Linked DNA regions of Homo sapiens: region 2 is linked to region 1. A link is a loop called in an ENCODE intact Hi-C map of the cell type or tissue named here. Cell type or tissue: Calu3. All regions are shown on one strand. Each heading gives the region's core, and the rest is flanking DNA. Links, peaks and the distances in the headings are about the cores only. Region 1 has its middle 240 kb from the start of TRK-TTT1-1. Region 2 has its middle 180 kb from the start of PSMD7-DT.

Evidence for each region. Hi-C counts contacts between places; a loop is a spot of excess contacts. Peaks named below come from ENCODE experiments on the same cell type or tissue, not always from the same donor. Only the 100,000 strongest peaks of a DNase experiment are listed, where the experiment ranks them.
Region 2: a loop joins it to region 1, with 4 times the contacts of the local background. A loop is called at or near these places in 2 of 110 quality-filtered maps.

The regions. Positions count from the first base shown.
Region 1 is chr16:73,705,678-73,721,827 of GRCh38, forward strand. It overlaps a transcript of ZFHX3 not described here. Among named protein-coding and RNA genes, the nearest start is that of TRK-TTT1-1, 240 kb to the left of the region's middle. RefSeq lists an enhancer at 8,513-8,807. In Calu3, for the core only: a CTCF peak has its summit at 8,673 (motif pointing right); a DNase peak (open chromatin) is centred at 8,644.
Region 2 is chr16:74,026,545-74,042,694 of GRCh38, forward strand. No RefSeq gene overlaps it. Among named protein-coding and RNA genes, the nearest start is that of PSMD7-DT, 180 kb to the right of the region's middle. RefSeq lists enhancers at 1-326, 2,225-3,103. In Calu3, for the core only: a CTCF peak has its summit at 9,545; DNase peaks (open chromatin) are centred at 8,497 and 9,467.

The sequences.
Region 1 (16,150 bases), core at 5,564-13,563:
TTTAACATTGAGTGTGATCCAAACAATTCCATCCACTCTCTTCTCTCCACTCCACAAATCATTACTCTTTCTATCTTCCCTGTTTTTGCTGAAGAATTAATGTTTTCCTAGTAAGCCTGCCTCAGAATCCCTGATTTCCAACCCTCATGGACCCATATCCAATTTATGGCCCTATACATTCAGCCTCAGATAGGTTCCTCTCAATTTTTTGCCACAGTTCCTCTGACACTGTAATGGTCCGACTCTTGTTATACCTCACAGAGACTCTTGTAAGGGCCTCCTGAGTGGATTCACAGCTTCTCGTGTCCTCTGCCTCTAAGCCACCCAGAAATCATTTCTGGAGTTGGCCGGACACAGTGACTCACACCTGTAATCCCAGCACTTTGGGAAGCTGAGGTGGGAGGATCGCTTGAGTCCAGGAGTTTGAGACCAGCCTGGACAACATAGTAAGACCTCATCTCTACAAAAATAAACAGAATTAGAAAAAAAGAAAGAAATCGTTGTTGGGTGTGGATGCTCACATCTGTAATCCCAGCACTTTGGGAGGCTGAGGCGGGTGGATCACCTGAGGTCAGGAGTTTGAGACCAACCTGGCCAACATGGTGAAACCCCATCTCTCCTAAAGATACAAAAAATTAGCTGGGTGTCGTGGCAGGCGCCTGTAATCCCAGCTACTCGGGAGGCTGAAGCAGGAGAATCACTTGAACTTGAAAGGTTGCAGCGAGCCTAGATCGCACCACTGCACTCCAGCCTGGGTGACAAGAGCGAAACTCTATCTCAAAAAAAAAAAAAAAAAAGAGAAAAATCATTTCTGATCATTTCTGGAATCATCTTTCATCCATGGCCCTGAAGAGCATCACAGGGGCTACTGCGGAGAAACCTTGAAATAATATTCAAGGCTCTCCGTGGTGTAGCCCAATCTCTCATCACAGCCCTTCCCACCTATTCGCCTTCATGCCCCAGAAGATCTGATGAACTAAACTTGCTGGTCCCATAACAGTCTAGAGCTTTTCTGCCTCTGTGTCTTTGCCAAAGATGTTTTCTTTATGAGAAACATAGTTCCCCATCCTTCAAAAGCCATCTCCTATGCCAATTTTTCAGTGTATCATCTTCCGTTCCCCCACCCTCCACCCAGAACCCTGCTTCAATGAGCAAACTGCTTTGTCACACAGCCTCCTCTGCATTGCTTATTATGACTGCTCCATGAGTTACTTGTCTTCTGCTATTCTTACTTTAACGATTTCTTTCTCCTTTAGGGCCCTGGCAGTGTATTGCACACAGTAGGAGTTTAATATTTGTTGAATCAATGTTTTGTGTTTTTAAATCAAAGAAGCTGGATAAAACTAAATTAGGAGTTAACAAGCTAATTGAGCAGCCAGTATACTTTATTACATAACTCACTATGTCTTGAATTCATCAAAGATTTTTAAATATTTAATTCAACTTATTTGAAGTCATCAGCCAATTTTTACAAGTCCCTTTCTGGCTAACTTCCTCAGTATTTGCTCTTTCCCTGTGATTTAAGCTGAAACCACTCTCCAGCCAGGGTAACCCCTTTACTTGGAGCCAAGCAAAACATGTCTACCCATAGTCTGAGGGAATGATGGTAAATTTACTTAGAAAACAGGCCTTCAGAATAGACTACATAGTTCAAGTCTTAAACATATCAACATGGGTATATTTTTAAAATGTAATGAGGACTGAAAAAAGCAAGTTGTGGATGGAGACCTAGATTATGATAACATTTATGTAACATTAAGTAGGGACATGGATGAAGCTGGAAACCATCATTCTCAGCAAACTATCTCAAGGACAAAAAACCAAGCACCGCATGTTCTCACTCATAGGTGGGAACTGAACAATGAGAACACAGGGACACAGGAAGGGGAACATCACACACCGGGGACTATTGTGGGGTGGGGGGAGGGGGGAGGGATAGCATTAGGAGATATACCTAATGCTAAATGACAAGTTAATGGGTGCAGCACACCAACATGGCACATGTGTACATATGTGACAAACCTGCACGTTGTGCACATGTACCCTAAAACTTAAAGTATAATAATAATAAAATTTAAAAAAAAAAACAGGAGAAACAAAACTACATGCCATTTAAAGTGGCAAACATGGGCAAGAAAAAAAAGTGGAGAATGATAAATAGCAGATTCAGAAGAAGGATTAATTCTTGGGAGACGGAGGAGCGGGGAGGAAGGAACTGAGAGCTTGAAGAGGCACACACAGGAGATTTCCAATGGACTTGAAACTTTTTATATTATAGAAAAAAATGGTCTGAAACAACTGTGGCAAAATATTCAGATTTGGCAGAGCTGGGTGGTAGAGATAGATGTTAATCCCTGTGGTTTTTGTGGTACATTTGAAATGTTTCATAATTTGGGTGTGGTGGGGGGGGGAAGTATTTACAATTATTGGAAGAATTCCCAAATGGTTGTGCATGAGATTTGTAACTTAGCAAACAACCCTTGAGTGACCATATGGCAAGACACAGAAAGTAGAATTACTGGAGAAATCATTGAAGTCTCCGTTTTATCAATACTTTTTGATCTTTTAATCTTACTAAATTGATGACAATCATCTATTTTTAGTTGATTATTCAATATTCACTTTAACTAAATCACTCACTTCTCAATTAAGAATACACCGCTGATGTAAAACAAAAGCAACAAAAACTCAGTGAATTGGAAGGTTAATAACATAAATCCCAAATGATGTTGTATGACACAGGTTCATTAAAGGAAATCTATTACTCCAGAAATAATTACTGGGGGTAAAAGAAATATTTCTCACAAACTCTTCATCTATAGCTTGGTCTTGGCCCAAGAAGAATGTTCTAGTTCATTCTCCTAAGTAGTAGGATTACCATCAGAACTGTTATCACATTCCATTCCCTCAGTGGAATTATAATAAGAAATAAGGAATATTTTTCCTCTACCCTCTGAGAATTCTGTAATTGAATCAATAAAATAAACTCATAACAGGCAGATGAATAGGAGAAGAGGTATACAGATTTATCATGTGCATGGGGGCAGGACAGAAAAAAAAAGTGAATACCCCTAAACACAGTGAGATCTAGAAGCTTATTTATCCTCTTTGTAGGGGACAGGAGCGGGGGATGTAGGTAACTTAGGGGAGAGGAAATCTGGGAAAAGATGAATGGGCTCTCGGAAGAATAGGAGAAAGAGCATAACAAAGTCTGCCTGGACATGGCGCTCACTTTCCGTCTCCTCTCCCATGATACGTATTTATCTTCCCTCGTTGATGAGGTGCCTGGGGAGGGAATCCATGACAATTACTTTCCTTTGGAGGATCTGTAAAGCGGCATATTTTGGGGTGTCATTTCCTGACCTTCTTCGGTACCTATCTCCACAAGGTTGTTTTGGGTTAATACACACTCCCATGTCTACTGCAGCATTATTCACAATGGCCAAGACATGAAATCATCCTAAGAGTCCATCTGCAGATGAAGAAAGAAAGAAAATGCCAGCCTGCACAAGACCCTCATCACTACAGAAAAGAAAAATTAGCCAGGCCTAGTGGGGTGCACCTGTAGTCTCAGCTACTTTGGAGGCTGAGGTGGGAGGATCACTTGAGCTCAGGAGTTGGAGGTTAAAGTGAGCTATGATTGCACCACTGCACTCTAGGCTGTGTGACAGAGAGAGAGAGAGAGAGAGAGAGAGAGATCCTGTCTCTTAAAAAAAAAGAAAAGAAAAAAAGAGAAATGGTCTATATAGACGACAGAACACTATCCAGCCTTAAAAAAGAAGGAAACCCTCTCATTTGCAACAACGTGGATGAACCTGGAGGGTATTATGCTGAGTGAAATAAGCCAGGCACAGAAACACAATACACATGATGTCGCTTATATGTGGAATCTAAAAAAGTCAAACTCATAGAAGTAGAGAGTAGAATGGTGATTACTGGGGGTTGGGGGTGAGGGTTTAGGGCAATGTGGGTCAAAGGATACAAAATTTCAGTTAGGAAGAATAACTTCAAGAGATCTAGTGTACAACATGATGACTATAGACAGTAACAATGTACTGTATCCTACAAAATTGCCAAAAGAGTCGATTTTAAATGTTCTCACCCCACACGAAAAAATGGTAAGTATGTAAAATAACACCTATGTTATTAGGTCAATGGAGCCACTCGATGATGTATACATATTTTAAAACAACAAGTTGTACATCATAAATACATAGGTTTTGGCCGGGCGTGGTGGCTCATGCCTGTAATCCCAGCACTTTGGGAGGCCAAGGTGGGTGGATCACCTGAGGTCAGGAATTCAAGACCAGTCTGGCCAACATGGTGAAGCCTCATCTCTACTAAAAATACAAAAAAATTGGCTGGTGTGGTAGCGGGCGCCTATAATCCCAGCTACTCGGGAGGCTGAGGCAGGAGAATTTCTTGAACCTGGGAGGTGGACGTTGCAGTGAGTTGTGCCATTGCACTCCAGCCTGGGCAACAAGAGCAAAACTCTGTCTCAAAAACAAAACAAAACAAAACAATTAAGAAATAAAAATTAAATAAATGAATGGATGCATTAAGCATTTAAATCAGAGCCTCCCATTTAGCTGTTATACTTATTAAAGATCTGTAAATGGTAACGATCATGTGGTCACTTTAAATGAGACTTAAAGGTTTTAGGAAAAAGCCACAGCCTCCCTCTTACCCATTTTTAACTATGTCCAAAGCCTGTAACAGAAGCTAATTTTCACCCCCAAATCTGTCTTTCTCAGATTCTATTCTTTCGCACCCGTAACTCCAGTAATTACCAAAACCAAAGTTCAGTCATCAACTGTTGTCCACACAGAAGTCGGGGAGAGGTTGCACCGCTTGAGTTTTTACCCCTTCCCTAAAATAAAACTAGGCCACTGCAATGGGTGAGCTTCAGTTCTCTGAACCTCCATGGAATGTAGAGAGAGACCCACACCTGGCTTCCCACACTGACAAAGGTGGCTTTCCAGCAGGATCCGCCAGCACCTGCCTCCCGTTGTCTCTGGCCACAGGCTCACAGCCGCTGTGTCCTGCTCAGTAACTGGGCATCAAACAAGAATAATTGACAGCTTCCCCCTCGACCCCCGGCCTCCCTTCTCGGAGCAGCAGTTTCCCAGGAGTCGCCTTGTACAACCTCACACACTTTATTACTGGTCAATTTGGGTTTCCTGCCCACTTTAAGTGGCCGTGCTGAGGGTCTCCAACTCTCTCTAGCCCTCACTGATCAATATTAACAGTCACTTCCACAGCATTTCCCTGCTACTCAGCAAGGCCAGGGACTGGCTGTAAATTACTGCACAGCCTGGTCATTATACGGAAAGACGTGCTGTAATTCAAAAGTTAGAGCTAATTGTGAAAGGAATTTCTTTCATGCTTTTCAGTACCCAAATCAAAGAAGACGAAAGAACACAGACCTTGTCCATTTGGGGGTTGTTTTATTTAACTGAAGGGTTTAACTGTATCCATTCCCTCTCCCCAAAATGCACTCTCTGTCTGATATTTATGTATATGGGTCTGATATTTCAAGTCCCCACACACAGATGGACCCTCTACTCTCCAGAGAGGTGGGCCAAAAAAAAACCATCCCGTGAAGTTTAAATTGTGCATTTATAGTCAACGCATTCTCGGTATAAGAAAATAAAAAGAAGTCAGGATTTAATAATTATTGGCTGGGACTCCCATAGTAATATTTGTTTATGAGATAAAACTTAACAAGAAACGAACAGTGAGCCTTGTTATAAGCAAATAAGGCAGAGAGAGACTTTATAAATGCAAATCTCTGAATCTGGCAAAATCACTGAATGGAAATGGCCCGCTGCTGGCAGTTGACTCCATATGTTGGAGGTGACAGAGCCAAGGGGTCACCAAGAAGCAGTCTTCTGAAGTGGGGGTGCAGATATATGACTGAGGCAGACACCACTCAGCCAGAAAATCACACTGCACCTCTAGATTTGGAAGCAAAACTGAAAGCAAGTACAGCAGACACAGAGAGAGGAGAAAAAATAAGAGGCTGATGGAAAGAAACAATAATTATTTTCAGACCCAAGAGGGCCTTTCCCCTCCAAAGATGGATTAGGTGTGTCACCTAGAGCCATCTCAGCTGGGCTGTTTTCCTGTTACCTTCCAAGTGTTGCCACAGGAGGCTCAGGAGAGAGCTCTCTCTCTGGCTGGAAGAGATCTCACAGCAAATCTATAAAGGGGCCCTCCAGCCCCACCTACAGCCCTTGAGGCCCTGGCCCTGGCCACACTCTCTGGGAAACCCTGAGCCCAAACAGCCCAGGCAGGAAAGAAGGGGAAGCAAAAGAAAGCAGGAATGCATCAATCACTTGAAATCATCGAGTCACTGAATAAACAACCATTCTGCTCTCTTTATACCTGTGGCTCATACGGAGGATGGAGAGATGAGGGAGGAATGGTGAGGTCTGGTCCTGAGCCTAAGAAAACCCCCGGTTCATCATGGGCCTTATTTTCCCCAGCTTTGTCGCCACCAAGTTTGTGAGGTTGAGCTTGTGCTCAACAAACCAGCTGCAGTTTTAAAAAAAAACGAAGGCCCGTGCCTGGGCAGAGATATCCCAGGCTGCCCTCTGCCACCAAGCTCTGCCTGCCTCCTCGTCAGATGTCCAAGCTGCCCTTCTTCCTTGGGGACAAAGGCTGTCCTCTCCTTGGGGCCTTCTCCTCAGTGGGTTATCAGGGAACATCTCAATTCAAACCCAGGCCTCTGAAATCTCTGACCCTTCCCCAGCCCCTGCCCAGGTTGCAGGCTAAAGTTATCCTTCTCGGGTGTAATTTTCTCCCAGTTTGCTCAGGGAGCACAAGCCCTGTGTGACTCTTGATTTGGAGGGACATGCCTACCTCTTATGAGCCTCTCAGTGCCCATTTGGCTTCTTTGAGCATGGGAATCTGGTGGCCAGAGCAAGGGCAGGTGGCCATGTCTGGAAGCAGCTGGCCTTCCTGAAGGACTTGCCCTCTTTTGTACTGTGGAGCATATTCTCTCCACAGTACAAAAGGAAACCAAGTCAGGGCTGAGAATCAGCATCAGTGTTCTGCAAAATCAGCTTCCTTCACCCTAGGTATTTCTTTGTTTTCACCGTAAGAGGGGGGATATATAATCTTGGCTGCCCAGAAAACACAACATAAAGGACACCCCAGTTTGTGGCCCAGCAATAGGCAATAACTTTGCCTCATGCTGGAGAGACTACAGGCCATTTGCGCTAGCTTGAGGTCCTATGTACATTGCAGGGTGGGCTGTCTGCTGATGGGGGCTCCGCATTGCTCAGAGCCCTGGACTTTCCCATATGCAGGAGCTGGCCCACCAGCCTGGTAATGGGCTGATCTCCAGCTCTGGAACCTGGAGTGGAATTAGACACCAGCCACCCCATGCTCTCTTTTGTTTAGAAAAAGGAGAGAAAGAGAGAGAGAGTGAAAAATAAAATCCCCAATCGTTTAGTACAAGTCATTTTACATGCTGGGATAATGAAGTATAAAAATGCCTTCAAAGAACTGATTTCCTACTTTTAACTCACTACCAGCCAAGCTTTTTGTGAGGCCTCTCCGGAACATGCATTCCCGTCCCACTCAAACAAAAGAGCTGCGAATTCATTAAACTATTTAATTATGCCTTTTTATTTTTCTCCATTAGCAAGTCCTACCAGCACAAAGTAAATAAAGCCACCGTGGTCTTTCCCCAGCAGACACACTGACTGTTTTTATTCTTTATTCAGTTTATAATATAAAGGGCTATTTTTCCTCCTCCTCCTATTCTTGGCGAGTTTCCTAGCACAAACCCTGCAAATAGAAGCACCCAACTGTCCATGCAATGCATGAAGCTGGCGCAGCAGCATTCGGAATTGCAGGCACATACTCCAGACAGCTTTCAAAGTACCCGCAGCCAACGGCAGCCAAACAGCACTTTACAGCCAGGCACAGAAAAGATATTAGCTTTTTTTTTTTTTTTATACTCTAGTAAATTTGCTTTTTACATCTATTTCTTTTCAGAAGGGCTTGTTATTGAGCTTACTGTCCACAAATTCCATTGATCTCAGGCTGTGACTCAATCCATATGCTCACGCTTTGACACCAGCACAGCAAGCGAGCGATACAAATCCTGTTCAGGCTACAAACTTATTGATTTTATAGATTTCCCCCAAAGTTGTGATAATGATATATCATTGTTAAATTTGGTAGAACAAACTGCTTTCCCAATCTGTCAATGCGAGCATGAAAACCAATTCACAGCCTTGTTTAGAAGGCTTTCGCATCAGAAGAATAAGTACAGCCAGAGGAAGCAGATCACCGATACCCAGCGGCTGGCACCAGCTTGATGTATGATCCCTTCCTCACTGCCCTTTTCTGACCCGCGGCACACTGGGCTGCCAGACTCGTACTTACTGGCTACAATTATCCACAGTGATTCCTCCCTAGGATGCTCAGTATTAATTATTAACAACTGGGAGCATGCTGCTTGGGTGACCCACATCAGTAGGTTTTAAAAGACAATTTTGGTAATTTTCATACGCTATTCAGATGCAGTTGGATACATTAGGATCCTGGGCTTATTGACTTTAATAGGTCAATTTTTTTTTCCTGCAATTGTTCGCTCTCCCCCATCTTTAGGAAGCAAGGCAGCTGCTTCCAGCAGGGGGCAGATGTCAGACAACATTTCCCTTGGAAAGGACACATCTCCATTCCCAAGCACGGGTTAGGGGACTCCATTTGCCTCAACTTCAGATGCTTTCTCTACAGAGACTGGCTAGATCTGGGAGTCCTAGCAGCATGGTAGGATTCCACTAGCTTTATGTCTTCCTAAGGTATTTGTGTCCTCAAGTCTCCATCCAGCCCAGTGTCCTCCGAATCACCCCATCTCCCGATTCTCTTCCTGCCTGGGTATTCAAATGCTTTATGGCATGGAGACGTCTGCACGTGTGTGTTAACATTTCAACATGTGTGTTAGCATCTATTCCCAACTTCCTGATCAGCTAGAACATGCTTTCCACCATTACTGTGTGGTTTCCTTGGGTCATGAAGACTACGATTATTTTTGATGTTTTCCAAAATATCCACTTCCCCTCCTTTCCAAAACTTTAGTCTTGGTGTAGTCTCCCTTTTGTCTCATCATCTGTTCCTTGCTGCTTTTCACTTTCCTGCTCAGAAATTCATACCAGCTCCTCTCACATGGTAATCTATTAGTCCTGCTCCCGCTCATTTAAACAAAAACAGGTTAACAAAGCAACTGCAAACTATGCTAGAGTCTCATCTCCTCGGATAAAGTCCGGGTCTCTCTCTCTCTGAGAATCGTTCATTGCCTTTTAAAAATGCTTCCTTTTTCTCTGCCCTCCCTACCCCCATGAAGTTGCAGCTACCTCTCATTTGAGCATATAGCATCTGCTCCCAATCTGCCTGCTCGGGTCAAGCTGGATGACTAGAAATTGTACTTGTGTCACATGATGGTTCTCGGCTAAAATTCTGACTGCCGGCATCCCTGCAGTTTCATTTCCCATCACGTGCCTGCTTGACCTCAACATGGGTTGAGACCTAGGTTTCTTAGAGCCTCATGCCCCACAGGAAATTGACCTCACTGAAGAGCATCAAAGTGAAGAGCATCCAAATGAAATCAAGCATGCTGGCATAGTATGGCTATGAACAGACCCAGTTGACCGTCTCATTCAATTACCACACGGACGTAGACTTGCGTATCTTCTTTAATGCCAACAATAATTTACATCCTTATAACAACTTCATGCTGGCAATGGATTTTCATATAACTTCCTCACAACCTGTGAGAGAGCTTATGGAGGTGTCACCATCCCATTTTATAGATGAAGACACTGAGGCCGAAACTTATGATCATCAAGTTAGCAAGTACCACAGCTGGTCTTTTTTTTTTTTTTTTTTTTTTTTTTTTGAGACAGAGTCTCGCTATGTTGCCCAGGCTGGAATGCAATGGTGCGATCTCGGCTCTCTGCAACCTCTGCCTCCAGGGTTCAAGCAATTCTCTGCCTCAGCCCCCCAAGTAGCTGCGATTACAGGTGCCCGCCACCATGCCCTGCTAATTTTTTTGTACTTTTAGTTGAGTCGGGGTTTCACCATCTTGGCCAGGCTGGTCTTGAACTCCTGACGTCGTGATCCACCCACCTCAGGCTCCCAAAGTGCTGGGATTACAGGCATGAGCCACTGTGCCTGGCCCATAGCTAGTCTTTAAAGCTCTAGGTCTCCTGGCTCCAAATCCAGTGGTCTTTCTAACAGCATATTTCCTCTACATCTTAATTTTTTAAACAACCACCTGCATAAAACCTTTGCATTCCAGGTGCTCCATTTCCCTAACCCTACACATTGTTTGAAAAATTATTTTATTGACGTCTTTTGTCTATTTCCATCAACTTGTGTTTCATGGCAGTAATTAAGTTTTACGCTCCTCCTGCTAAGAAAAAAAGTAAATATAGCCATGGCCCACAAGAACCATCATTATGGAAATGACTTCCATTTCTTTTGCAGTTTAGGGGAGGGAATGGGTGGCTGGGAAGGAGTCATAAACTTACAGAAAAAAAAAATGTCCCTCAAGGGATTTGTGATATATTATCTTTTCAAAGATCACTAAAATGAGAGATTTGGAACGTAAAGAAAATTCTAACACAGCCCAAATATACAAGATTGTTTACAGCCACAGATTCAGCATGTAATTTCCACAGCCAGGATAAGGGAGTTTCTAGAAAAGCACCACAACAATTAAGCTGCTGGCCAGGAAATCGCAATTAAAAAGACGGGCTATTTTCCTTAATCCACCCCTTGCAACTTCCAAAGGATTTTCTAGGGTTTCTAGGACTCAGGACCTCCCACCTCTCAAGGACAGATGGAAGGATGCACCTAAGAGAACAATTAAAATTTTATGATGAGTAAGTTCCTTCTCCCCCAGAATTCTTACTCTGAACACACACACACACACACACACACACACACACACACACGCATGCACGCACGCACAGACCTAACCGCCCTCCTGTTCATAATTGAACCGGTCCGAGCGTGCAGGGCCTTCACACAGAGTGATGGCTTCCCCTGTCTTCTGCATTTGTTCGGCTCCTTTGGGAGGAGCAATTTACAGAAAGCATTATCGATTTTTGCCATAATAGGTACAGAGATGCCTCACCGTCCCTACTCAGCCGGCTCGCTCTCTGCATCACAACTGTCAGGCCAGTTTGTGAAGCCCCGTCATTATTTTTTTTCAAGTAAATCCATCATAAGGTTGGGGTAGGGGGAGGTAAGGGAAGCGATGAAAATAAAATTATTTTCACCTTGCCATATGAAAGAATGTTCACATCCTTCTTTGGAAATGAGTGCAAGCGCCATAGAACAGCAGAAAAAATAAAAGAAGAAAAGGAAATTTGCAGTATCTCAAGAAGAAAACCAGATGAAAGACAGAGATGTAGTTGGGACCTACCTGAACTATTCTGAACGCAGTTATACCTGGGCTCTAGCTTGCTGTCACTTCTCCCCAGGGGGCTAATGCACCTGCAGATATTGTCTTTAGTGTGGAATAAAAAGAAACAGGACATGCATTTATTTGTTTGCTTATTTATTTACTTACTTGTATGTGTGCATCACAGGATGGAATCTGCCCTGAAACTCTTTTCTCCAAAGACCACCCACCTGTAACAGAGACCACCGATTCCCATTTGACTTATTCCCTTTGTGCCAGAAGTTTCCTGATACTCCCTGCCCCAGTGCCCTCCTCACTGGTCACTGGAGGCCACCACTGTCTGGTTACTAATCAGCATGTGAATGTAAATATACCTAACCTCAAATATTTCTTAAGATGAGAACAAGCCTCTTAGAAATCACATGGAAAACTACACTAAATGCATTTTTGACGCTCAAACAAGCCTTTTGATATTCATGTCCCCACTTGCTTGGTCCTTGGTGAGCTCTTCAAGCAGGTTGCTAGGCTCCGAGGAGGGTTGGAGCTTACTCTCCTTCATCTCCGAGTTCGGACCTCTCTCTTCCCCCCAGTTCCTAAACGCAGCCTTGTTTGAGGCTTAGAAGACTTAATCCAAGAATTGGCTCTAGATCTCATTCCCAGTTCCCCAGTTCATTAGCCATGAAAAGTGATAGCCGCTTAAGATTTTTACGAGACATTGTTCCAGAGGCGGACATTGTGCAGTTCCAGAACTGCACAATTACCCACACTTTGCATGCAGCCCTCCAGCCTGTGGCTCTGGTGTAAAGAGCACAACAGCCATCACTATGCAGAATGAAAAGCGGCCTGTTTGCTCTTGGTTACAGGCGAGGATGTGGTGATGTTTTGTTCCAAGTGGTGCTTCCTTGAAAGGATGTTTATTCTCATACAAATTCAAACCCTAACGTGTTATCTTTTCTCCACTCCTCCCAGCCCCTCCATCTCTCCATTCTCCAAATACAAGAACCTACTCTTAAAAGCACACAAGTGAGCTGGGCACGGTGGCTCACGCCTGTAATCCCAACACTTTGGGAAGCCAAAGGGGGTAGATGACTTGAGGCCAGGAACTCGCGACAAGCCTGGCCAACATGGCAAAACCCTGTCTCTACAAATAACATAAAAATTAGCCGGGCGTGGTGGCAGGCACCTGTAATCCCAGCTACTCGGGAGGCTGAGGCAGAAGAATCACTTGAACCCAGGAGGTGGAAGTTGCAGTGAGCCAAGATCTTGCCATCACACTCCAGCCTGGGTGAAAGAGCGAGACTCTGTCTCAAAAAATAAAACTAAATAAAAACAACAACAAGCACACAAGTCTCTCCCTCCCTGCTCCTGTTTGGCAGGGACATTTGCAAAGGGACAAATTTAGAGGGACTAAAATCTAGCTGAGGGTAGGAGACCTGGAATTCACATGGTGCTACCTTACACAGCCAGACCATGAGCTGAATCATGTTTGTTTATGTATTTATTTATTTATTATTTATTTATTTATTTTTTTAAGACAGAGTCTCGCTCTGTCACCCAGGCTGGAGTGCAGTGGCACAATCTCGGCTCACTGCAACCTCCACCTCCTGGGTTCAAGCGATTCTTCTGCCTTAGCCTTCTGAGTAGCTGGGACTACAGGCGCACACCACCACGTCCAGCTAATTTTTGTATTTTTAATAGAGACGGGGTTTCGCCATATTGGCCAGGCTGGTCTCAAACTCCTGACCTCGTGATCTGCCCGCCTCGACCTCCCAAAGTGCTGGGATTACAGGTGTGAGCCACTGCGCCTGGCCTGAATCATGTTTAAAAACAAAAACCAGCCCTCCTCCGTCAGATCATATGAAATGTATTACATCAGGGTAAGGTTTAAGTTCCATTAAACTTGTATTTCTGCTTAAGGCTGCCTGATTCTTTGTCACCCTTGATGTCACATGTTCAGCTACAACAGGCAGTGTACACTGGATTCAAATCTCCCTGTGTATCAAGAACGATAAATAAGAATCTTGGTCACTTTGAACTTTCACTTTCTAATTGTGCTTCAATGATCCCATCTGAGTATTGAGTCTGAGTGATACCAGTCAAGCACTTATCATCTATCCCACCCAGAGGAAGGTGAACCATAGTAAGAATCTATGTTTTGGCAAAGTTTGCAAAAGTAACATATGTGAAGCAGTGAGATCAGGCTGCTGTCTCTTCTCACGCTGGCCCAGTTATTCCTCCCATTATGTCAGGTGGCACCTGCGTGGTCACCAGCATTTTGGAATCTGGTTACACTGAATTTGGCTTTTGATAAATGTATTTATATGAGGTTCACACACATGCTTAGGAACACCTGGGTCATTGCTAGCCAACTCAATAAAACTTCTAGAAACAACCTGCTCCCAAAATAGTAGCTGATGCTACTATTATAAGACTCTTACAATTACACCAAGAATGATGGAAAATAACTCGCTGAAATCTTGTATGAGTCAGGCAATACAGTGTTAAGGGTATTATAGGCATTATTTCATTTATTTATTTTTTTATTTTTTTATTTTTTGCTCTTATTGCCCATGGTGGAGTGCAATGGGTGGCGCGATCTCGGCTCACTGCAACCTCCGCCTCCGGGGTTCAAGCGATTCTCCTGCCTCAGCCTCCTGAGTAGCTGAGATTACAGGCATGCACCACCAAGCCCAGCTAATTTTGTATTTTTAGTAGAGACAGGGTTTCTCCGTGTTGGTCAGGCTGGTCTCAAACTCCCAACCTCAGGTGATCTGCCTGCCTCCGCCTCCTAAAGTTATTTCATTTAATTCTTCAAACAACAGATGTTTGCTGTTTTTCTCACGGCTATCTTCCACTACAAGAACAGTACTTGTTACCTACAAGCCATGTAATAAATATCTGTGAAATTGATGAGTAACCCATAGAATAACAGGCAATCTCAACAAAATAAGGTTCACAAAGGAGAAATATAATGGACCAATAAGTACTAATAATCAATGAGATGGAAAATAAGGCAAAATTATAGCAATTTCTTTTTAACACACTGGCAAAGTTTCATGTTTCATTATTTAACGACAATCTCTAGTGTGGAAAAAGAGTTGTGGACACGGGCTTTAGGGGTATACGAAGGAACACCCTTCCTGAGTGACAATCTGGCAACATTTATCAACACTCTTAAAAATATTTACACTCTTTGGCAATATACTTCAGTGTTAGGGAATTGATCATAAACATCACAAAAATTACCTATAGATGTATGTATGAAGAATTTTATCTCGCTATCATTTAAAAGGGAGAAAAATTATATAGAACCTAAATGTCCATTTCCGTAGCTAACTGTTAAATGGTGACATAAAATTTGGTCCATTCATATGATAAAATGTCATGTAGCCCTTTTAAATCATGCTTTTAAAGTAGTATTTATTGATGCAGGAAAATATACTATAATGTTGAGTTAAACGAAACAAATTTTATGGCACGGCCTCAATTTTCTATAATTCTGTGATGTCCATAAGACTCTATGGATATATTGGAAAAACTCTAAGAGACTGCTACTTATAACCACTAGAAAAAGGGGTTATCCCTGTGTGATAATTGTATAGTTAGTTTTGTTTTCTCTCATACTTTTCCATTTTTTCCAAATTTTCTACAGTGAGCCATTTCTTTCAACAAACGATTACTGATAATTATTAATACTGCAAAAAGCATGAAAACATCTAGGAAATCTAGGGTACAAGGTTCATTTTTGTTCTCCTTGTTCAGAAAAGAACAGATTATTTATCTGTTGTCCTTCCAAGTTAATATCCCTAACTTTTTCATCAGAAAAATAAGGCACTGGATTTATTCTGTGATTGTAAAGTGACAGCCTAGGGGCCACGTGTGGCTGACAGAAGTGTTTTATTTGGCCTCATAATATTTTTAAAACTTGAATTTGAATGCTTCTGGGCAGGGTCTATGTTTCCCAGTTCACCACTTCCTCCATAAGAAGAACCAAGTTCTTCTTCCTCCATATTTTCTTTTTCTTTCTTTTTCTTTTTTTTGACAGAGTCTCACTCTGTCGCCAGGCTGGCATGCAGTGGCGGGATCTCGGCTCACTGCAACTTCCGCCTCCCGGGTTCAAGCGATTGTCCTGCCTCAGCCTCCCAGGGAGCTGGGACTACAGGCGTGAGCCACCACACCCAGCTAATTTTTGTATTTTTAGTAGAGATGGGGTTTTACCATGTTGGCCGGGCTGGTCTCGAACTCCTGACCTCAGGTGATCTGCCCACCTTGGCCTCCCAAAGTGCTGGGATTACAGGTGTGAGCCACCCAGCCTTCTTCCTCCATATTTTCTTACATCATCCTGTCTGGCCCTGTGTCAGCTCTTGATTCCCCAGTCCTTGGATTTGCTGACCATTTATCTGTATTAGTGAGCTAGGATCTGAATCTGTAATAAACAGAAATCCTAACTGGACTGTGAAGCCCACCCAAGCCCTCTTCCTAACCGGCATGCCCACCCATGCACCATCTGCTCTTCAGCAGTCCCAAAGATGCAGGCAAGGAAGCGATGTTTGGTTCTCCTGCTATGGACCCTGGCTCCATGAGAACAATATCTCAACTCTGGAATCTGTTCATGCCTAAGGGAAATTATTATTAGCAGTTATAAACAATACCACTAGTGGGCCAGGCACAATGGCTCACACTGGTTATCCCAGCACTTTGGGAGGCTGAGACAGGCAGATTGCT
Region 2 (16,150 bases), core at 4,715-12,714, 320 kb after region 1:
ACAAAAGGCTAGCATCCATTTCAAAAAGAACCCCAGGAAGCATCTGCGGGAGGATGAAGAGTGTTGAGGTGGAAGCCAGAAGACAGTGGGAGTGAGGAAAGCACTAGCTAAGGAAGCAGAGAGGGCTGAGGAAGGAAGGAGGCTGAGCCAGCAGGTTTATTGGCAGAAGTCACACACATGATTGCTAGGCAATGGTCAATTTCCAGACAATAACCACAGAGTAACAGCAAAGCAGTAAAGAGGAGAGATCATGAAGAATGCACCTTCACACAGAGAAATGACAAAGAGAGGAAAAGGGAACAGGGAGGAAGGTGTGGAAGGAAGGAAGAAGAAAAAGAAGAAAGGGAGAGAGAGGGAGGAAGGAAAGGAGAGATAAGAAAAAGGGAAGGGGAGGAGGGAAAGAAAAAGGGAAGATGAGTAAGGGAAGAGAGGAAGGAACGGAAGGAAGGGGGAAGGAAGAAAAAGAATATGAAAGTAGCAGGCGAGACACTTGAAGAAAGTAAAGTTTATCAAAATGAATTAGCAGGAAATCTTTCTATTTACAGACTGTAGAATTTACCTAGGCTGGCAAATGGCCTGCTATTCCTTTTTTTGTGCTGTCAACAAGTGTTACCAATTGTTAATAGCATTAAAATCTTTATCACTTAATTTATTTTATTAATCCCATTCGGGTTTAACATTACTAGCACATGACTGTAAACAGCAATAATAATGCCACCGAGGTTGGTATCAACAATGCTAAAGGTTATCATGTAAAATCCAGCCTACCAGCAGCGAGAAAGGCTCTTGCAAACCTTTACATTAAGGAAAAGCCTTGCACAGATCCACAAAACTGTGATCTTAATATGATATAGCATCCCCTGTCCTCCGATGAATTCTCCAATATTTAAAAAACAAATCTCAACATCCAAGAAGCATTTTAGGAAAGGGTTAATGTATATTTAAGTAATGCACGATCTTTAACCCTTTCCTTCTGTTTCTGCTCTTCTTCCAAAGTCGAAGCAAGTTTTTTTTGCATACAACTTTATCAAATACATTTTTAAAACAATAATGCCAGTGTAAAATGGGGTTATTACTTTAGATAATTCTTATTTTCTTTTATTTATTTATTTATTTGAGACGGAGTCGCCCTCTGTCACCCAGGCTGGAGTGCAGCGGCATGATCTTGGCTTACTGCATCCTTCACCTCCCAGGTTCAATCGATCCTCCTGTCTCAGCCTCCCGAGTAGCTGGGACTACAGGCGCGTGTCACCATGCCCAGCTCATCTTTGTAATTTTAGTAGAAACGGAGTTTCTCCATCTTGGCCATGCTGGTCTCGAGTTCCTGATCCTAGGTGAACCGCCCGCCTCGGCCTCCCAAAGTGCTGGGATTACAGGCCTGAGCCACCGCACCCTGCCTAGTTAATTTTTTTAATTGTTCACTCCAGTATTTTACAGTCACCTAAGTTCATGCGATTAAGGACTTGAAGTGTCTTTGGGAGTCGGGGGCGAGGGTTGGGATCCTTTCAGGCCACCTTCAATCTCTAGTCCAAACAAACTGGGGGCAGCCATTTCAGCACAACCATCACCCCAAAAAGGTCATTCTGCTTTTTTCTGCCCAACTTGTGGAACTTCTCTGAATTTTTATACATCTTCATTCATAGATGAGACTTGTGAGTGAAAGCCATTCTGATCAGCTCCATGGGTTTTATCTGATAGGCTGCATTAGGCTGCATCATAGCATGTGTACAACTTCTCCCACTCTAAAAGTAAGGCGGGATGGTGATTTTAATAAGATGAGTGAATCCAAGGGTGGGAATTCAGAAATCAGCATGGTTGAAAGCAATTATCTGGACAATTAAAAACTTCAACTGTGGTGAGGTTTTGTTAAAACACAAAGTTGATAGAAATTCAATTTGGGGAAGCTAGGTGATTTCACTTAAGGAAGGCTCATCTGTGATGGAGAGCAGCAAATAAACCCTGAAAGGAAAACACTCAAGAGGCGTTCAAGGCGGTCCAATTCAGTTGGTCAAGATATCTGAGGAAGCACTACTAAGGAGTATCAGTTTTTTTAAATGATGAATCTGCTATATAAACATTCAGACTGCACTAGGGACTCATTCATGTAATTATTTTATAGTTTGCCTTAGCACTGAGTTTTGGAGCTGAGGTTAAATTCAGATGTGACTTCTAAAGAGAAAGGGAGAAAGCTCTATCTGGCCATTTAAAGCTGTTTCAGGTGACTTCTAAGTCAAGTACTGTCATCTTCCAACATACCTTCGAGTAGTTATCCAGAAGTATCTCTATTTTTAGGAGCTTTTCCTAAACCATACAACTCCCTTGAGAAAACAGCTGCTTAGGCTAGGCTTATTGTCATTCAACTGAGGCCTCCATCAACCAATGTTTATGAGTAGAGACTAGAGGAACTACAGCTAACATTGCTAGTTTACCAAGTGCTATGATAGGCTTTTATTTTATTACATTTCACCAGACTGCAGGTGGATTTTTGTCCCCACAATTACAGACAAGTTGAGGCTCAGCTTAAGTAGAAGAGTTATCAATTTCCCTGATGTCACACCAACTCAAGAGGCAAGATTGGACTTTGAGCCGGGCTCCAGCACCAAACCTTTAGATCTCCTGGGGTGATACAAAGCAGTCCAAACCAGGGTTCCAGGCTTTGATGACTAACAACCAGGCTGTGAAAAGAAATACGGTAAACACTACATAACATGAGATGTAAATCACACTTTAAGGCACAATACATGTCAAAGCACTTTGCATCCACTTTGAAACCAAACACCACCACTCACTGGAAACAACAGTCTTCCAGTAAATCTATCTTACTTAAAAGAAAAGGGTGAATAAGTAAACAAATGCCAACAAGCATTGTTTGGCTAATGCAGGGAGGTAGTCTTAGCAATCGCCTAGCCTCTAAAATGTTGCCAATTGTTTTATCAAGAAGAAACGTAAGTCTCTTTCTAGCACCATCTTGGGTAAGTATTGCCATGGGAAAGCCTGGGTATGCCACTTTTTATAGCGGTTGCATGGCTACTGTAAAGTGTGCAGAGAGGAATTCGTGTAAGCAGCTGCCAACCACACCCTAAGCCCAGGCAGCTATCTCACTTTATGAACTACTGGTCATGACAAGAAGTGTGAATGGTGGATAAACCATCACCGTTCAGACAACGCAAAAGAAGTTTTCCCAATTGTGGGCGGAGGTAGATGTAGGGTTCAGGAAATTATATATAGGTCTACTCTTGCCACCTAGGAAGATAAATGACAGGGATTCATACACATATGCTTACTTAAATGTTATTCTTCAACAGACTGGTTAATCAAATGCTCCTGTTCAGCAAATAATAATGAGGCACACACATTCCAAGTGTAAGGAGGGAATGAGTTATTTACCCTTCATCCTTCTAAACATGTCCTAAGTGCTGTGGCCAGAAAGCAAAGGAGAGAAACAAGGGTAGACTCCCAGCCACTCTGGTAAAACCTTCCAAATCACCAATGCAACCTGCACCTTCATTCACCAGTCCCCCCCATCAAAGGACAAGGTTGCGCAGGGGGCAACCCCTTGCAGGACTCCAGCAATTAAGAAACAAAGCAGAAATCCTCCGTGGAATTCAGGAAGGCACCTGGGTAAAGCTGTTTGAGAGCCCGGAATTCCAGTCACACCCTAGGGCAGAGTGCCCAGGGGCCAAAGGGCTGTGTCCGGCTTGGTGCACTTGGGCCAGGTGATTTACTGTCCTCACCCCTTGATTTTCAGGGAATTGGGGAAAAAGAGTTCAGGCTGTGAACTGCCTTTCTGCTCATTTTTCTCTGCTACAACGTCAGAGGTTACCAAAGTCTGTAAGGGCACAGAATGTAAAAAAAAAAAAAAAGGTTTCCCGCTGCAGATGTGGAAGGCTGGGCCCTCGAGTCCTGCCTGAGTGGGCCATCATCAGAAGCCCTTCTCCTTTTGTTCCATTTGCTAGGCCTTCCTCGAAAGAACTGAATGAGATAGACAGGAAGGGGAGGGGGTGGGCCAGGGTGGGGGAGGGAAGGCTGGCTGGTGCAAGAATATATTTTCTATGTCTGGATAAGAGAACAGGATTCTAGGTAATTGCCTGGTTTTCTCATTGTTCTCGGCTGCCATGCCGAGATTCATAGAGGGGCTGAAAGGATCTCTTTTTTTTTTTCTTTCCCCTCTAATTCTTCACTCCCCCAACACACACACACCCTCCAAATCACCGATCCCCCCCCCTTAATCCTTTTCCCTCCCCCCTCTATGGTGCTTATTCCATCCTAGGGAAAAAAAAAAGTAATTTGTCTGTTTTATTTATGATGCAATGAAGGTATGCTGCTCTCGTCGGGATAGCCTGACACTGGTCAAACTATCTGACAGCCGAGAAGAACTGCCTTCATACTCCAATGAGTGTATATTTTAACCATTTGTCCGCCAAACCACACCACGAGGTTTTGTCAGGATTCACAACATGCTCTCTTTTGTTGTTTAAGTCTATTTTGTTGCATCCCAGTTAAAATCAGAACATGAAGTGTGTGCATGGACTATTGGGTCTTGCATTTGCACCCTAAAATACAGAGATACTATACGTCATCTGGCAAAAATGAAGATTGTCTGAATATTCTGGGGGAAGACAGACCACTGGGGATGGTCTTAGAACTACTCTGAATTCAGGAACCTAGAACAGTCATGCTGCAAGTCTTAAATCAAGACACCCCATTTAGTTATCACGTCCATAAAGTGGGATTAGCGCAAATGAAACTGAAATTCCCAGCTCTTCCTCCCAGAATTAAAAATAAAAGCACAGGTCAAAGAGCTAGCGTAGTCCTGTTATGAACAAGATTAGAAAAAAGCACATGTCTAAGTAAAAAGTCCCCAAGCATATAAAGACTTGTTTCTCAGATGGGACCAAAGTTGCTAAGTAGTTGATATTCCATCTTCTAAGTTTTAATCAGAAAGTTGTACCCACCATTTGCAAAATGGGACTTTTAAGAAAGAATCTGAGGGCAACAAACGCAATAGCCAAAGAGACCGTGGTTTTGTATGTATTCCTTCTCGATTCTCATTGCACTGTCCTCACCGGGTCCCATGATCTACCTGCCAAATGTATACTCACTTGTATACACTCTGAAGGCTATTCACCTTTACTTTCAACCACAAACTCTCAATTCCAGAGGGCCTGCCTCACATTCTCTCTCTCCCTCCCTCCCGTTGCCTTGCCACCAGCAATTTAATTCTCCTTTGCAGACATAAAAGGACACACTGGGTTTTAACAATTATACTTTTGATTTTCTCATAAAAAAACAATGCTCAGAATTAGGCCCCAGACAATCTGTTCTTGTCCTGCAAAGGCCTGTGAGGCAAGATTTCCAGAAGAACCAATGGGATTTCTGCTGACTGAAAATATTTTTAATAAACTACAAAAGAAAAGTGCTAAAAAAAGAAAAAAAAACTCACAACAGGTTCAGAAATGTAATGTAATGCACACAGCATGAAGCAGAAACAAAGACCCAGCAGACAGAGAGTGTGATGAATGGTCCTAACCATATTGTATTTATTTATTTTTTAAAAATCTGCATTTGCCTTTCATCTGCAAATGAAAGGAATAGGGAGAAAGTGAGTAGGCATTCCAAGGAATTTCTTCGGTGTAATAAGAGCAAACACAAATATTATAAACTCGGGCAGAATTAAAGTCTAGCAGCAACAAAGATATAGAATGGCTGAAAAAATCAGAGCTCCCACTGTGTTTTTTTGCACTCAGCTGTGGAAGGTGGCAAGAAAACCCAGTACAACGCAGACTCAAGACAGAGCAGTGACCACAGTGCTGGATGCTTCTGCTTTTCCCATCAAATGTGAAAGTTAGTTAAATTGAATTTTCATGAGATGGCAGGGAAAAAAAATTTAGAAATATTTATGAAATGCTTTTTCATAATGTAAAGGTATACTTAAAATTCTCAACAGTTCTTTTTAAAAATTAACGTGGTAAGATCACTCAATAACACACACATATACGAGCTGGAAGATTCTGTAAATTTTCAAGCCATGTAAAAGCCACCCACCCACTCCTCTGTACCCATTGTTCCCAAGGTGTCAGGAGGCACTGGGTGAACCCTGCTGTATTATTTCATAGTATGCATGGTACACTTGATAGGCCATAAAAGTTAACATATTTTGGCAAGGGTATTAATTTATAAATAGTTGATTAAGTGTACTTCATTAGCCATGGAAGGAACTAAGCATATTTTTTGGTAGAAAAGGGTGTTATGCATTATATATGTGCATGCACACATCCCTTCATATAGATACACAGAGTACACCATTTTCATCAGTTGTATCAATATTCATAACAAAATGCACATGAATTTCTCAGGTTGGAAGTCATCCATTTTTAGTGAAAAATAACCAGTTTAACTTGATAACTCTTTAAATATCTAGAAAACTTAATACTTTACACATTTGTTATATTTAATTTTTCATATTCAACGAGTTTTAAGCAGTGTTCATTTCAAACAAAAGGATATGGCACAAATAACTTTTTAAGATTCGTTTAGATTAAAGGGCAAAGGCAATGTTTAACTGTTAATGCCAGCACAGGAAAACATACCCCTCAAAGATAAGCTAGCTTGGTGTATATAAACATTTTATAATTATTCTATAGTTCTGGAAAAGAGTTATATGTTGGGCTTGGCAATGATGATAGGACCATGTCAACATCAAGATCAAGAATAGGCTAGTTGATCATAATAAACTTGATAAAATGAAATTCTTTCTTAATAGTCGACACTAACAGCCATGATTATATGTGCAATATCCACATAACATAGAATGGGTCATTTGGTTAAAATAAACTTGCTTATATGAAAATTCATGGCTGCAAAAATAAACATCTGGACAGTAATATATGCAGTTCTGACTCTCCCTATGTTTTAAATTTTGAAAGGTTTATAATTTATATTTTCAAAATAGTTTCAGAATGGGCTAACAACATAGATCACATCACTCTATGTAACCTGATTAAATTTCACGTTGGAAACTGACAGAGGCCTCTCTATGATCCTTCCTTACAGTAATTGTCCTGCCGTTTTGCGGCTCCTGCTCCACCTGGCTCAACCGCAGCCGTCATAAATCGCAGACTACAAAGCTGCATGATTTGAGAGCCAGCGCCAAAAACGCAAGTTTCAAAAATTGAACCACTCACAGTTCCTCCTCTTCATTTTGAGACAATAAATTTTGTGCTCACATTATCTTGTTATATAATTGCCCGTTAATAAAAACTAGGTAGTGAGAGCCAAATAAATAAATGGCATTTCACAAAATCATCTACACACACACACTCTCTCTCAAACACACACACACACACACACACACACTCACATTTTCTAACTGCTTTGAAAAAGAAATGGAGAAAATGCTTGCAAGTAAATAGGCAGGCAGGCAGCAAAAGAAATTCTCAAAGGTATTTCCAAACTTGCATTCACAACGTGAAAATTGGTGTGAGCTCCAGATTCCTGGAATATTCCCAAGACATAAGTTTTTGAGTATTATCCCCTTATATTAGTTACTGTATTTTTAAAGAGTTATTTTACACATTTCTTTTTTGTTGTTGTTGATTTTCAATAAACAAAAAACTCTTAATTTTTTTGGGGGGGTTATGAATTTCTGCATCAGGAAGGTGATTTGTTTTGCCCATTGAAGCTGATGTATTGAAATGAGCTTTTGCAACTTGATCACTTTTCTCGTGCACCCTTAGAAGAAGCCTTAACAATATCTCTAAGCACTTTTTCCAGGGTCTGCAGAAAGTGGGACGTCTCCTTTAAAGTCCTGGAAAACCACGATTGAACTGTTTGGGAATTCTGTTGTCGCGTATTTATCTGTGCCTCTGTTATAGGCGTTTCAGCGCCTCTTCTTGAAAAGGTCCGATTCTCCTCTGGACTACTGGCCTCTATTTAATTCATTCCTCTCTCAGACAGAGACGTACATCAAACAGGAGAGAAATATGACTGGAATAAATACCTATTTTCTCTCCCTTTTCAGATTAAATATCTCCAGCCACAGATAGAAACCTCCTTAAACTGAAATTAATTTCTGTATTTAAGAAAATACATCAGGTGGTATGTTTTACTTTCATTGCATTTCTGGTGCAATTGGCAAACCCTCAAATTCTTACTATAAATGCATTTTTAATCTACAACCCAGCCTGAGGTTTCTCTTATTCTCCCGATTATCATTTCCCTCTGTGTTTGGGACCTTGTTTGTTATCTCTCTTGCTCAATGCTTATTCAAAAATGCCTTCAATCTTAAAAAACTGGTAAGACAATATATAAAAGGCTGACAGGAAAACACACACATAGAGCTATACACAATCTATAATTTTCTAATATTAGAAGATTTTTTCCTCATAGTCTCATCCAAAAGAAAACGAATTATTTACATTCACAGCTTAAAAAATAATTATACATACTTGTTCTCTACGCTCAAATGCTGCTGGGGACTGGGTGTATTTTATAGAGGTACACTGCCCTCTGCAGGGAAAAACAGCTTTTTGACAACTCTTTGGGGCAACCTCAAAAAAACAGTATCGCTCTGGGGCTGAAAATATAAACAAATAGTTTCTTAAATGGGTTTGCTTATAAGCAATTAAACTGTATTTATGCACCTTAAAATATACTTGCTCACACTCTTATTTTTCTTACGTGTTGGCTTATCCCATTATACTTCTAGAAACACAATAGGAAAAGGGCAACGTTCTTTATCACAAGCTGAGCGACAATACTGAATGGAACACAGAATTGCTCCAGCTTCATTTCTTCTCCAAATTACAGTAGACTCGAAAAAATTTAATAGTCATTCAAGTGCCTTGGGAACGGTGTGCAATAGGGCCCTGAATTTTTCAAGGAACCTCTCTAGATTTCTGCTCTGGGTTTGGGCTGTGGGTGGTAGAATTTCAGGATTCTTAAATCCCCAGGAAATTGCTTTGTGGTTCTTGTATTTTCACTTCAATACTTGGGAAAATGAAATGAGCTGATATTGATAAAGCCTCATTGTATGTATTTTGAACAATAAATTAAGATGCTAATCAAGAGAAAGTTTGACGACCCAGTCGTAACTACTCAAAACTTAAGTGTTGTGGTGGAAATTAGCAATAGTTAGGAGCTACTGAGTTAAGTTCATCGAGGCTTTCATTCCAGATTGGGTCTACCTGTCTTTGCCAAATACCTGAAAACCTTTTCCAGCAATTAAATGAGAAGGGTTATCTTTTTTTTTTTTTTTTAAGGAATTTTTTTAAGGTTGTCATGGAGTAGATTCTGTAAATACAAAATGGGTGAAAAGATATCACCATTTAGTGGCATTTCCCAATTCCCAATAAAGTCTTAAGGGGTAATTCCTTCCACTGAAAAAGAAAATTGTGACTTCTGCCTTCATTGTTCCACCTCCTTTCCACCACAGAGCTGTGCCGTCCCCACAAGAGCACACTTCCTTCTTCCAGTCTCTAAATGTGACCAGCAGGGGGGCTGATGAAGTGCTCATTTTTTACATCAGTCTTATAAATTGCTTTCCCCATTAATTGTGTCCATGGAAACAATACATTTGGCTGGTAAAGGACTCCTGAATAAAATTTAATGGGATTCTCAAAAAAAAAAAAAAATTGCAGGCTGGGGGGACATGCTATGGCTGGCCATTCTAGCAATCTAAGTTTTAGCCCAGTGCAGGACTAATTTCTTGTCTTCAAAAACTGTAATAAACTGAATCCAAATTAAACTGAAGACTAAAAATGTTCTTTTACTATCTGGAAAAGAAATTTAAAGAAAAGGGCAAATAAAAATTACACAGCAGTTCTGGAAAAAAAAAAAAGAAAAAGAAAATAGCACTGAAAAAAAAAAAAAGAATTCCCAATACCTCCTAGCAAAGAACAATCGTCAGTGCTCGCCATTCAGGCAATGTTTAGTACCCAAGTCCTGGTAATATAAGCATGGTTTGTTCAGGATAATTGATCAGATGTCCTAAGCAATCCTCAGGCACTTACAGTATTCTAAGAACACCCCTGCGATCTCCTCCCTGTTCTCCCCTAAGTGGATATTCTACAGGGTCACACACATTCTCTCTCTGTGGCTTTTTTATTCTCACCTCTCCCTCAGTGCTTGTAATCCTTAGGGCAGTTTTGGTTTTAATTTTTTTTCCTTAGCAGGAAAAGTGTCTGTATTGTAGGATCTTAAGCCAAGCCAGCATATACCCATATTTAATTTGGAAAATGTGTGGGTAAATACCACTCGTTATGGGATTAGTCAACAGCTGCAAATCTACCACTGTGAAAAGCCGATTTGTTGTTGTTGTTTCTTTTTAAGTGTCATTTCTTTACATTAAAAAAAAAATCATTCAAACTCCTTGGATGTTTCTCTTAGAATTAAACTGATATGATCTAGATGAAGAAAGATTTAACTTTAAATAGAATAATAATGCATGGATTTCAAATTACCTGTCTTTTTCTATGCCTCAGATCATTTCTGCCTCTGGGTAAATAGGTTAAATTTTTTAAATATATAAAAATTCTATTTCAACATTTCCTTTTATGCAAATTATCCTTTCCCCAAAACCAAACAATGATCTCACTCTGTGAAGCCTTTCTGCACACATGATCTGAAAAAAGGTTTGTTACTGCTGTGTTCAATGTTAAAGGCTGTTTTCCTCCAACCAGAACGCAAGGTTAGCCTGTGAGAAAGGATATGGGTGCTGGTTCTTGAGTGTATCCCTGGCCAACTTCTCTGTCCCTTTCTCTTTAGGAAAAGGTCACATGCAAATGAAATTCAGGATATGTAAATCTGGCAAGAACCAGGGATACAAAAGGCCCTGCATGATAGAATATCCAAGCAGCTGAGACCCAAGACACAGTGTCTGAAAGCCAATTCTCTTAAATAGCATGGTGGCCTGGTCCTGTTATCCACCTGATTTGATTAACCCTAGTGGGTTTTTTGTTTGTTTTTGCTGTCATCCAAAATTCTTTTTTTTTTCTTTTTGAGAAAGAGTCTTGGTCTGTCACCCAGGCTGGAGTGCAGTGGTGCAATCTCAGCTCACTGAAGCCTCCGCCTCATGGATTCAAGTGATCCTCCTGCCTCAGCCTCCTGAGCAGCTGGGATTACAGGTACCCGCCAGCACACACCCAGCTAACTTTCTTTTTTATTTCTTAGTAGAGATGGAGTTTTGCCATGTTAGCCAAGCCAGTCTCAAACTCTGGACCTCAAGTGATCCACCCACCTCGACCTTCCAAAGTACTGGGATTACAGGTGTGAGCCACCGCATCCGGCCAAAAATTCTTAATAGAAGGATTCGTTTTCTGAGCCATCAACAATGATTCAACTGCAACCAAATAGATATTTCTTCTCCACGATCATAGATACATTTATAAATTTATCTAAAGCAAAAATATATCAAGGACCTTGAAAATGTTTGTTCCTTTAACCTAGTATTTCTTAAGGAATTTACCCTAAATAAATCTTTGCACAGTTGACGTATCATATGCAAAAGCATCATAGTATTAGTAATGCATAGTCTATAAAAGCAAATTAGAAACTACATGGCTAACAATGGGTTACATAAACAATAGTACTTTCATAAGATGGAATCGTTCACAAAGCAAATAAAATTGGGTTTACTAAAACTTTTTGCTCCAGGTGCAGTGGTTCACTCCTTTAATTCCTGTGACTTGGGAGACTGAGGCAAGAGGAGAGATTGAGCCCAGGAGTTGGAAGCACAGTGAGCTATGATAGCACCACTGCACTTTAGCGTGCATGACACAGAAAGACCTCATCTCTAAAAATAAATTAGATATAAAACTTTGTCATGGCAAAAAAAAAAAAAAAAAACTGCCCACAATGTGTTAGGGGAAAAAAGCAGGATTTACAAGTCATTTATATAATATACACGGAGAAGAAAGACTGAAAGGAAATGCAAACTTTTCACAGTGATGATTTTCTTTGTACTTTTCTATACTTTCTAAATTTCCACAATGAGTATCTATTAATCTCCTGCATTAAGAGAATCAAAATTACCATAAATGGATATGAATATATATACTATTAGATCTTAAGACCCACCCTTAGCTTAGTCTTTTATAAACTGAAATGATCAGAATGAGCCGAGAAATATTTCCTGGAATCTGATACAAATTCATTTGGTAGATGCAATGTGGAGGAAGATTGCCTTGGGAAACTCTGTTGTTCTAAAGATGGGGCAGCCATGTAAAAATAAAACCGAGTGCCTAAATCTAAATTTCAGCACCAGAGATACAGACATAAATGAGACACAATCCCGGCAATTCAAGAGAGACTGAAAGGTTATCAAATAATTGCTATGTGGTGTGAGAAGTGTTGCAAAAATGACTTTCAGAAAGCAATGGTCTTCAAATTCAGGCTGTGCAGGGGTATCTCTGGAATTACAAAAACTCTTATTTTAATGTCTTCCTTTAAATAGTGCTTATTTCGGAGATGGATGTTTTAAAACATGCATACTCAAGATTATAGGTCAGTCTTAACATTTTTGAAACTTTTAATACATTAGAGTTTACAACCCAATTAGCTTGCTTTTCTGCAGACATTGAATGAAGGTTTTTTTCATTCTTATTTAGGATAAGAAATGAAAGATTGCAAAGCAAGCTGCATAAGCAAACAAGATCCTTCAATCTGCAACTACTTATTATGAATTGGAATTCTTTCAATATGGGAATTAAAAAAAAAAAAACTAGAAAAATCAGTCACTTGCTACAGATGACCTCAAACTGCAACGGACATGCATCTCCAATTATAAATTTAAAGTTCTAAAATCAGCTTAACCTAATATATTATGACTTTTTGGCAGGAGAAATAGGTGTTATTTGGATTTTTTTTTTTTTTTTTTTTTGAGACAGAGTCTTGCTCTGTCGCCCAGGCTGGAGCGCATTGGCATGACCTTGGCTCACTGCAACCTCTGCCTCCCAGGTTCAAGCGATTCTCGTGCCTCAGTCTCCCGAGTAGCTGAGGAAATAAATTTTTTGAAGTTTAAAAGTAAGTGAGGAGCAAGACACAGCAAAGACACAAGGGAAAATTTCACAGAAAAACAGCAAAGGATAAAAGCCATCACTTCACATTTGAAAACAAAGTTTTTGCTTTTCATTATATTTGGCCTCAAGTGATTTTTATTGTGTTTTTCCCCTAATTTTCATGGCAAAGGAATTGAATAAGAAATATATGGATTAGTATTGTGTGCTAGCAATAGTCTTCTTGGTTTAGGTCATTCAAAAATCAGCTGGGAACCCTGTGGAAAATCAGCTGGGAACTCTATGTTTAGGCTGAGAAGGGAGGACTGGAAAGAGATTGTGATACAAGAATGCAAATATCCACTTATTCCACTGGCTGTCCAAAGGCAATAGACAGAAAAGCAGCCCAAGTCAGCTAGAATCTTTTTTGCACCTCTGCATGAGACACCTTAGTAGGCTTCAGCCATTGTCCTGAGGCCACAGTGGAATCCTAGGGTACAACTCTGAAGCCTCCCCAGCTTACCTTCTGCATCAGTTAGGAAAATTTTGGCTTTGGGTAATAGAAAACATAATTCAAACCATATGGGCATTTATTATCACAGTGTTTTAGGCAGGGCAGCCTTCAAGTTCCTCCTCTTCCTCTTAAGGTTGCCTTCTCCCATGTGTTGACATTAGCCCAAGACTGATCACAAGATGACTACAATGGTTTCAAACACAGCATCCAGACCCAACAATGGCCAGTGAATAAAGGACCTCCTATCTTTCCCCTCCTCTAACAGTGAAGAAACCTTTTCAAGAAACCCCTCAAGAAACTTCAATGTATCTCTTTTTGGTGGGGGTACAGCATTCAATTCACAGCACAATTTTTTCAGCAAGATTTTCCTCCTGCCTCAATTACATCACGTGTCTCTGTCTAGAACAGTCATGAGCAAGAGGAATGCTCTGTGATTGACTTGGATTCACTGGGACCCCCTAGCAGGGGATGGGCCTAGCATCCTCTGAAGCATAGAGCCATGCGTAGGAAGATGTTAGAAAACCGGAAGAACTGCATTTTCTGGTGGGAAGAAGAAAGGAGGGGATGACTGTTGGGGTGAGGCTGCTGTCAGGAAGCTAGAGAACAACCTTAGTAGTGTTGCTCTGGCTGTTCACGTGGTGACAAACCATTTGGACTGGGAGTGAGCCCTGGTAAAAGGCCATCCACTTCTACAAGGAAATTCTTGTTGAGATAACCATACTCACAAAATTATTAACAGAGGCAATTATTTCTCCTATAACCATGTATGTGTTCATGTGTTGCCTGAGCTTTTTTTTTTTTTTTGTCATTTTAAGAGTTAATCGTCATTTGATAGATATCGTCCCATCTCCAATTTGAGTAGATCCTTCTTTCAGATCTCATACCACTTTCTTGTTACCTTTAGTAGATATTTATTTATGTCTGCCTTTTTATTTGTAGTTCTATTTATCTTCATTGAGAGTTCACCTTTACTATTCCAAAGAACAGTAAGCATGACTTATTAATGATCCCCTCATCCATTCATTATTATACTTGACATAATGTCTAATACTTGTATGAATGAACTAAATGAAAAGAGATATGAAGCTTGCAATGTATAAAGTTCTAATTCGTTGCACTTCCATCCTCTTTTTACCTATCATTTCTTAATGTTTGGAATTCACATGACATATCCATTTCACACTATTACTGTTTCAGTCATTCAAGTTATGGAGATCCTATCCTGTTATATGGTATTTTTTTTCACTTCCAAGAAGATAGCCCTAGCAGAAATGCTCACAAAGATATATAAAGATGTTCACAAAAGCATTATTTATAATAGCAAAAAAATGGAAACAACTCAATATACAACAATCAGATTGCCTAGATAAATGATACATCCATTCTGTGGAAAATAACTACTAAAAAGTTATGGTTTTGATTAATAATAAAAGGCTCATAGTAAATTCTTAAAGTGAAAAAATAACATATATAGTAGAATCCAAATCTAACGAAAAGAAAATAACACGATAAAAAAATGGGAGGCTCTTCTAGCCAAGATAGCAGATTGAGGTGAGGTATAAAGTCTCTCTTCCCCCTTTAAACACATCTAGAAAGCCTAAATAAAATTTAAGGAAGATTTTCAAAGCCCATAGCTGGACTCGAAAATAAGAAAAATACATTTATAGGGGCCACAAAAATAAGCCTTTGTGTCCTTCAGAAGAAGTAGTGGAGGCAGATTTTAGCATAGACACGGAAAATCAAGATGACAAACCCTGGCCAGGCGCTGCAGCTCACGCCTGTAATCCCAGCACTCTGGGAGGCCGAGGCGGGCAGATCACGAGGTCAGGAGATCGAGACCATCCTGGCTAACACGGTGAAACCCCGTCTCTACTAAAAATACAAAATTAGCCGGGCGTGGTGGCGGGCGGCTGTAGTCCCAGCTACTAGGGAGGCTGAGGCAGGAGAATGGTGTGAACCCGGGAGGCGGAGCTTGCAGTGAGCCGAGATGGCGCCACTGCACTCCAGCCTGGGCGACAGAGCGAGACTCCGTCTCAAAAAACAAAAAAAGAAAAGAAATAAAAATAAAAAATAAAAAGATGGCAAATCCTGGGCTTCCTCCCTGAAGCAAGACAAGGTGGCCACTGTAACTGGAAAGCCTCTTCCCATTATCCTAAACACGAGAGTTATTTTAAGGAAGCAGAGTCAACTACAACAATTTGAAACTCCCTACCCTGCGAGGCTTGCAAGTACAGGGCAAATTTTGAGCCACAAGGAAACCCCAAACCCATTAACGTAAAAATTGGCCCAAAGCTGGGAAACCAATACATCCATGGCAGAGTAAAGAACATAACTGCCCCACAAGGATTCCTCCCACAAGTCAGCACATAACCTATAAATATATAACTACTACTGAACCCAAATGAAAACATTGCAAAGAAATCCAATACCGTGAGAGTTTGTAAAGGCAACAAAAGGTTATACCCAAATAACCTGTGATAATAAAACAGCCTAAAAATAACTTTAAAATAAATGTTTATAACCATCAAGAAGATGAAAAAGATAAAAGATTACATATAGTGGAGACAAAATGTTATAAAAAATAGAAAATTTGACAAAGAATTGTGGAATTAAAACCCTATCACTAAAAGATAAAACAATGATA